2 separate regions of the Homo sapiens genome follow, and region 1 is linked to region 2. Evidence: read pairs that join two places in POLR2A ChIA-PET (ENCODE). Cell type or tissue: OCI-LY7. All regions are shown on one strand.

Region 1 (4,000 bases), 110 kb before region 2:
CTCCCATGTGCCCCTCCTATGTCACTCACAGAGCCCCTGTTTTAGTAGGAGATCACACAGCTTTTTTTAAAAAAAGAACCTTTCCCAGCCTCTACTGCAGACAGGGCAGCCAAGTGACACAGTCCTGGTCACTAACATATAGTTGACCCCTGAACAACATGGGTTTGAATTGCAAAGGTCCCCTTAAACATGGATTTTCTTCCACCTCTGCCAACCCCTGAGACAGCAAGACCATCCTTCCCTCCCTCCTCCTGCTCAGCCTACTCAACGTGAAGACAATGAGAATAAAGACCTTGTGATGATCCACTTCCACTTCATAAATAGAAAACATATTTAATTTTCCTTATGATTTTCTTAACATTTTCTTTTCTCTAGCTTACCTCATTACAGGAATATACTGAATACACATATAACAAAATATGTGGCTGGGTGTGGTGGCTCATGCCTGTAAATCCCAGCACTTTGGGAGGCCAAGGTGGGCGGATAACCTGAGGTCAGGAGTTCAAGACCGGCCTGACCAACACGATGCAACCCCGTCTCTACTAAAAAAGATACAAAAATTAGCCAGGTGTGGTGGCAGGCACCTGTAATCCCACTTACTTGGGAGGCTAAAGCAGGAGAATCATTTGAACCCAGGAGGCAGAGGTTGCAGTGAGCCGAGACCATGCCATTGCACTCCAGGCTGGGCGACAGCATGAGACTCCATCTCAAAAAAACAAAAATGGAAACAAAATATGTGTACAAAATATGTGTTAAACAACCATCTATGTTATCAGTAAGGCTTCCAGTCAACAGTAGGTTATTAGTAGTTAGGTTTTGGGGGAGTCAAAAGTTATATGCAGAGTATCAACTATGCTGGGGTTGGGTCAGTTCTCCTAAACCTACACTACTCAAAGGTCAGCTGTACATGCAGAGGGAAAGCCTAATGGGCCACAGTTGTGGCTGGCTTGTCCCTCTTATTCCTTTGTGTTTACCTTTGCCTTCCCTTTCCTTCTGCCTAGAACACAGACGTCATGGCCGCTGGTCCAAGAGCAACCTTGTGAGCACGAGAGGAAAGATCATTCCTATGAATACTGGAGCAGAATGGCAGCAGTCTGCAACCCTCTCCATACTGTGGTTCTGCAGCGCCAGCTCTGCACTGCCTGGATTCTTAGCTTCTGGTATTTGGGCTTCCCATTATATGCAGCCAAATGAAAACCTTAACTTACACAGAGGGATTACTCTAGACCAGCGGATTCTAGACCAGAATAAGGAATACTATAGAGCAGGACTGGCCACCTCTGGCCTGCAGCAGAGCAAATCCAGCCAGGAACATTATTTTATGCGTTGCCTAAGGTTGCTTTTGTGCAACAACAGCAGAGTTGAGTGGTTACAATAGAGACCATCTGGCCCACCAAGCTGGAAATATTTAGATTATATGGACTTTTACAGAAAACGCTTGCTGAGTTCTACTATAAAGGGTTATTCAGAATTGCAGCAGCCCCAGGAGGTAAGAGCACTCCCTGAAGACCCCCACTACCATTGTTCACTCTCCAATAGCCAAAAAAAAAAAAAAGCCCTCACCAACTGGGGCAAGGAATCCCGGTACTTGGTATTTAATTGGTTCACAAAGCGTCGGGTGATCCAGTAACAGTCGACACTATCTTCCACCATTTCCTCCATGGCTTTAGCTATGGCAAGAAACACTTCATCATCTGGCTCCTGAAAGATTAATAATAAATCTCAAGAGGAAGGCAGTGAAAGAGAGGAATACATATTTCTTTAATAAAAAATGAAACCTTGCTCCCTAAATTTTGAAAAGGCTACATTAATAAATCAAAGTAGGATCAAAAAGCACAGAGTCCCTCCCTGAAGAGGGGAGCAAGGGGGAGAAAAAGATGAGTAACTACAGGGTCAGTGCTGCTTATGAATGACCAGGTTTCAGGCTGAGTGTACAGACACTCCCCAGCTTCTAACATTAAGCCCCTCACAGAGTCAACATAAATCATAAGCAAGTCACTGACTCTCTCCACCCAAAAATATTCTCAGTACTAGGTGAGGATATCTTTGAAAAGGGTGTAATAAACAGCACCATCAGTAACTGGAGACATTTTTCAGCACAGTAATTTGCAAATATTGAAGAGCTCCAAAAAGACTAATAAAGCATTTGCTTTATTTCAAAGCATTCACGCATACCTTCAGAATTTTGTTCTATCTTAAGCAGTACAAAAGTTAAAATGTTCCTAGAATCAGAATTTTAGGAATCAAAAGAATGGCATTTCTCAAACCTTGTGTCAATACTCAGAATGCGAAAGTAAACTCTCAGGTAAATTTCAACAGAGAAATCTTAGAAAAACCGGGACCTTATTTGAAAACCTCTTCTGCTTTCAAACACCATATCATATACAAAAAGCTTTACATTTTCATCTAGGATTTAATAGCTGAAGGATTTTAATGTTAAAAAGAAACTAAGAAGTATCACACTTTCCCTTAAAAAGTACCGACTTAAATCAAAATTGTTATTTTAATGTATTATTTCATTCTAAGCCCTTCTTTCAACTTGTTAATATTCTATAAAATGTCAAGAAAAACATAATTTAAATCATAGGGAATAAGTTTTCTCAAAACATTTTATTAATGTGTCAAAGGAGAATGGAAAATAAGTAGGAAGAAAAGGGAAAGGAAAATCTCCTTTCTTGGACTCCCGTGCAGTTCTGTGCACTGTGCTTGGCACCCCGAAAGGTGGCATATCACTGACTGCTCCTGACCACTGACAGGTCAAGGGAAGAGGACCCATGTCGTCCTTCCTGGCCCTGTGATGAGCACTGCTGCACCCTCTTATTAATGGATTAAAAAATGAGGCAGAGTGGGCGCTAAGTAGGTGCTACGGTTCAAATATCTGTCCCCTCCGAAACTTATGTTGAAATTTAATCCCCATTGTGGCAGTATTGAGAAGTGGGGCCTTTAAGAGGTGACTGGATCATGAGGGCTCTGCCCTCATCAGTGGGTCAATTCATAGATTAATGGGTTATCACAGGAACGGGACTGGTGGCTTCCTAAGAAGAGGAAGAGAGTCCTGGGTGAGCACGTTGGCACGTTCAGCCCCCTCACCATGTGATAGCCTGTGCCACCTCAGGACCCTGCAGAGAGTCATCAGCAAGAAGGCCTTCACCAGATGTAGCCCCTGAATCCTGGACTTCCCAGCTTCTAGAATTGTAAGAAATAAATTCCTTTTTAAAATAAATTATCCGATTTCAGGTATTCTGTTATAAGCAATCAAAAACAGACTAATACAATGAGGATCATGACTGGGAGACGTGGGATGGCAGAGTCCAAAACACACACTCAGAAGCACGTCTGCCTGAGGCTGCAGTAAAGGTGTCTCAGCTTGGAACACAGACAAGCTGAGTAGCGGTGAGGCGGAACCTATACCCTGTCATCTCAATTCCTAATCTAATTTAATTTGATATATAATTTAAGAACTTGTGTAGTACTATCAACTTCACTTTGCCAATAAGTGAAATTTAAAGATGATTGCTTAAATTATTCCAATTATTTTTTAGGGACCTTCTCTCTCGATAAACGTAAGAAATATAAATGATCTTTATTAGCTCTAAGGTTTGTCCATGGATACCTCATCATTAACGTCAAAAAAAATTAGATCTGCAATAAAAATAAATTTTGTAAAATAGGAGTGTTCCAGCAAATCCATTTGAACAATTCACTGTTTTAGCCAAACAAATAACACTTTAATTTCATACTGATATAAATAAAGAAGGAGAAGGGAAAACTCTTCCTTAGAGAAGAATGCCAACTAATACATGCAGAAAGAATGAAGGAGTTAGATCACCATTTGGCAATCAGCATAGTAAAAATTGGTTCAGGCAAGAATCATTAGTGGATGGCTACTTACAAGTCTCAAAGTACTTCTCCACAGTTATTTATTAATTACAAAGAGGAAAATAGTAACCTTACAGTGGAGAAACTCCACAGACACCATCTTACCCAAGTGATCAAAGTT
Region 2 (4,000 bases):
CAGTTGGGTTTCTGAAGTAGCTCTACCTCTAAGTCTCCAGGGCACACGATGCGAGATGCAAATATCACAGAGCTTTCTAGGCAGCCAGCAGACGTGGAAAGCAGGTTAGTCAGGCTATGATTCAGTCTCCAGCTCTCTCCCTTCTCCCCTGGCTTGGCTGTGCCTCCTAGGAGGGAGTTCTGGGCCAAGAAGGCCACACACGCCCCCAGGCAGGCCACAGGCCCAGACTGCCTGGTCCTATAATACAGAAGATATGAGAGCCAGGAAGCCACAGAAACAGGCGTCAATGGGGCTTGGTGTCCCACACACAACCCCAGATTCATCAGACTCCAGCTCTTACTGTGCCATCTGGGCCACAAGGGAAATGGGAGCAGTGAAGTGGAGCTGGACCAGGAACCAGACACGAACCTACTCTGCTCCCAGGAAAGTAACTATGACCTCTGCGTCACTGTCCTTTGGTCTCTCAAGGATCCCACTTCCATTGCCTGTCCCTTAAACGCCCGGGAAGCGGCCTCTACCCCCTAAGAAGGTGAATGAATCCCCTGCTGGTGTTCTGAAGGCACCCGAGGTAGGTGAGGTCCAGGGAGCACCTGGGACAAGCAGAAGGAACAAGCCCCCTGAGGATGCGGAAGCAGAGTGACCAGGCCCATCGCAAGGCAACCCCTGAGCGAGGGATAATGCAGGACCTTATGAGCAGAAGCGGGGCTAACAACCAGCAAGGCCAGAGGACAGGCAGCCCTTTGCCAAAGGTGTCGACTTCTGCCCAGCTTTCTCTTGTTCTGGCAACGGCTGTCAGTGTCTGTTGGTGGAAGAACATGCCCCTGGTGCCAGAAGGCTGGGGTTTGAGTCTCATCTCTTTCTCATATCTGTGTCTTGGGGGAGGTTACTTAACTTCTCTGGGCCTCAGTTTTCTCCTCTGCACAGCAGAAATATAATCATATCTCTCTCACAGTTATTGTGATGAGCGTGGCAAAGCATTTTTTGTAAACTACAAGGAAGCGGGCAGTGGCTCCGAAGTTGTGTGTGATTGGACCTCACAGGACAAAACTGAGGTAACAGAGGATCACAATGCACCTTTTTCAGTTTGATATAATCATCTTGAAATTACATTTATCAGGATCATACAGAGTCTTCCCAAAACTGAAGGCCATGCATAACTTGTCCACCTCAAGCCCTTTGAACAGAGAACATGCATGTAGAGACTTCCAGAAAAATCCAATAACTGTTATCCAAATGGTCAAAAATCCAGCTGGGCTCAAGTGAGGTAACAGACATAGAAAACTGTGAAGAGTTAAAAACATGATGATAAAAAAGGACTTTGTTGGCCAGGCGCAGTGCCTCATGCCTGTAATCCCAGCACTTTGAGAGGCTAAGGCAGGCGAATCCCTTGAGCCCAGGAGTTTGAAACCACCCTGGGCAATATGGTGAAATCTCATCGCTACAAAAATTAGCCCGGCATGGTGGTGTGCACCTCTAGTCCCGCCTACTCAGCAGACTGAGGCAGGAGGATCGCGTGAGCCCAGGAGTTCAACGCTACAGTGAGCTGTGATTGTACCACTGCATTCCAGCCTGGGTGACAGAGTAAGAGCCTGTCTCAAAAAAAAAGGCTTTGTAATAAACTTTTCTGATGTTTTTCAGAATTCAATTTGTATAAATTTGAGACATCTACATTTCACAAATGTGATTATCCCATGCGATAATAAAGGAAGGTTTATCCCACTATTTCCTAAGCCTGGAGCTTCCTTAGACTTGTACGTAATTCCTGGTGCCCCTGACAGGCACCTTTCCAGCCTCTACGGAATCTTTAGCAGCCCCACGACACCAGGCTGAGCCTCGTGACATTGTGGCCACCAAGCGTGGGAAGGAACTACTAAACTTCAAAGTTGACTCAACCAAAAGAGAAAAATCGCAAGTCCCCGATGGAAAGGTGTTGATGGCTCTCTTTTCAAACACCTCCACGCCTGGCTGGGCACAAAGGCCTGACAGTGCCCCGAGCTACATCAACACAAGCTGGGTTCAAAGACTCACAGGTCTAAGCATCCTGGGCACCACAGAGATAGGAAAGTCCATGTGGAAACAGATCGTCTTTTCTATCAACCATGTGTGAATTTTGAACTCCTTTTCTTCTCAGTGTTAGAAAAGGAAAACCAACCCACTTTGCGGTCTCTCTGCGGTGTCTTTAGAAGGCCAGTTCCTTTACGTGCCTCTCAAGCCCATGCTGAATTTCTCTGTTCTCGTCCTAGTGCCTCTTTTGACAAGCCACGAGCCTCACTCAGCCCAGAGTGACACTTATCACTGGGCCGTGTGAAAACTGGGGGGCTGGGGAGGAAGTGAGAAGGATGCGAAAGCCGAGGCGGGAGGAGGGGGTGCCGCCTGAGGCCCTTGCGGCCAGCAGTGGAAACGCAAACTTGACATTTCCATTTTCCATCACCTTCTGATCTCAGGCCCCCAGTGCGATGCGATGCGCTGGCTTTTCATTTCCACTCCCTTTCACACCCAGCACATTAAAGGCCGCTGCAAGAACAACAATGGAAAAAGGCTCAGGGCTTTAAATCACGAAGCCTGGGGAAATTCAACAGTTGCTATCTCCAGCTTCTCTACCCAAAGCACCAAAAAAGCCTTCCCTGAGGGAGTCCAGGCCCCCTCCCAGGGCGGGCGGCAGGAGTACTGCTTTTGATCATCTGTACTTCTGCGGCCACTCTCAAACTTCCCTCCCCAAACACCACAGCCCGGCTGTGAGCTGAAAGAGCTCCCTTTGGCCCTCCATCAGAAGCGGACTTTCTGACCATTCACTAATTCTAGCAAGAAGGTCCACTAAGTATTGTAAAATGTATAGCTTCCCGCCTGCTTTTTCTCTGACCTAGTTAAAAGCACTGTGTTGGACATACATCTTCTCGACCATATGAAAAGTGGGAATAAATGTCTTAATTGGTACCAAGTCCCTGAGCACGTGAGCCAGCTTGCTAGATGCTCAGACAGGACTCTACAAACATGAGCCCAGGTCATATATTTACTAAGATGTGCTCCCAGGTGGCTCTCAAATGGCACAAAGAGGAAAGACCCCAGCAGAAATCAAGATGGGTGGGAAGCTGTTCTTTTCATGAGAGTGAAAAGACTGGAGCTATCTCATTTTGGGCTGAGAAGCCCTGGCTGGCCATAGCACAGCTGCCAGTAAAGGGAAACAGCGCCACAGGCTGCCTGGAGGAGCTGGTCTCCTATGCGGCAGACACTGGCTGTCAAAGGGTTGTGTGGCCCCAACGTGAAATAATGGCTGTACTTATGAATTGGTTTGTTTATATGCCATCAACCAGGATGCTCTGCCAGCTTGCTGCTTTAAGAACGACAAACTATTGAATGCAATTGAATGCCTATCGAATGCAAAGACCTCAGGGAATTTCAGACACAGGGAGAGGGTGAGTTCCACGGTCCTCTCAGACAGAAAAGTTTGGGTTTACTGCTAGCCAAAAACCAGGAGTACAACAGGAACTGCTGACGTCATAAAGCTTGGCCAGAAACGTAGTCAGGTAGTGCCCTGAGCACAGCCTAGACACTGGCGCTCTAAGAAACAGCCCTTTGCCCAAGGCTATCTGGAAGAAATAGAACAGGGCACAACACAATAGTGTGGCAGGAAATCAACTGAGTGGGTTGGCAAAGAGCATCTTTCTTAAAAGAATAGAAGAGAACATAGAGTGTACCCTAGGTAATAAGGGAAGTATTATTTTGTAAAACATTTAAGTTTTATATATTCATATGTATGAATATTACATAGATATGTAATATATACATTATTATACAAATATGCTACTATACATATATATACACACACATGCATGTATAGAGTGGTATGGCAGGTTGTATTTTTCAAAAGTGATCACACTACTTCTCATCTCACATGTTCTTCCAGAACCTTGCCACTTCCTGATGAAGAAGTGAAATATATGTCCTTCCCCTTGAATTTGGATGGATCTTTGGGACCAGCTTAATGAAAAAATATGCAGTG

The links. Peaks named below come from ENCODE experiments on the same cell type or tissue, not always from the same donor. Only the 100,000 strongest peaks of a DNase experiment are listed, where the experiment ranks them.
Region 1: POLR2A ChIA-PET joins it to region 2 with 5 read pairs; 5 of 35 experiments call an interaction of 5 or more read pairs at or near these places.

Annotation. Positions count from the first base shown.
Region 1 is chr6:13,315,008-13,319,007 of GRCh38, forward strand. TBC1D7-LOC100130357 (TBC1D7-LOC100130357 readthrough) reads right to left here. Exons shown (of 9, transcript NM_001318809.2): 5 at 1,564-1,701. It overlaps TBC1D7 (TBC1 domain family member 7), which reads right to left. Exons shown (of 8, transcript NM_016495.6): 5 at 1,564-1,701. Among named protein-coding and RNA genes, the nearest start is that of TBC1D7, 12 kb to the right of the region's middle. In OCI-LY7, no CTCF peak of the experiment used is centred here; no DNase peak of the experiment used is centred here.
Region 2 is chr6:13,426,055-13,430,054 of GRCh38, forward strand. The region is part of intron 1 of GFOD1 (Gfo/Idh/MocA-like oxidoreductase domain containing 1); the gene reads right to left. Among named protein-coding and RNA genes, the nearest start is that of GFOD1-AS1, 58 kb to the right of the region's middle. RefSeq lists enhancers at 1,775-2,204, 3,215-3,284. In OCI-LY7, CTCF peaks have their summits at 2,334 and 3,188; DNase peaks (open chromatin) are centred at 27, 1,967, 2,347 and 3,197; H3K4me3 peaks cover 1,371 bases; H3K27ac peaks cover 1,548 bases.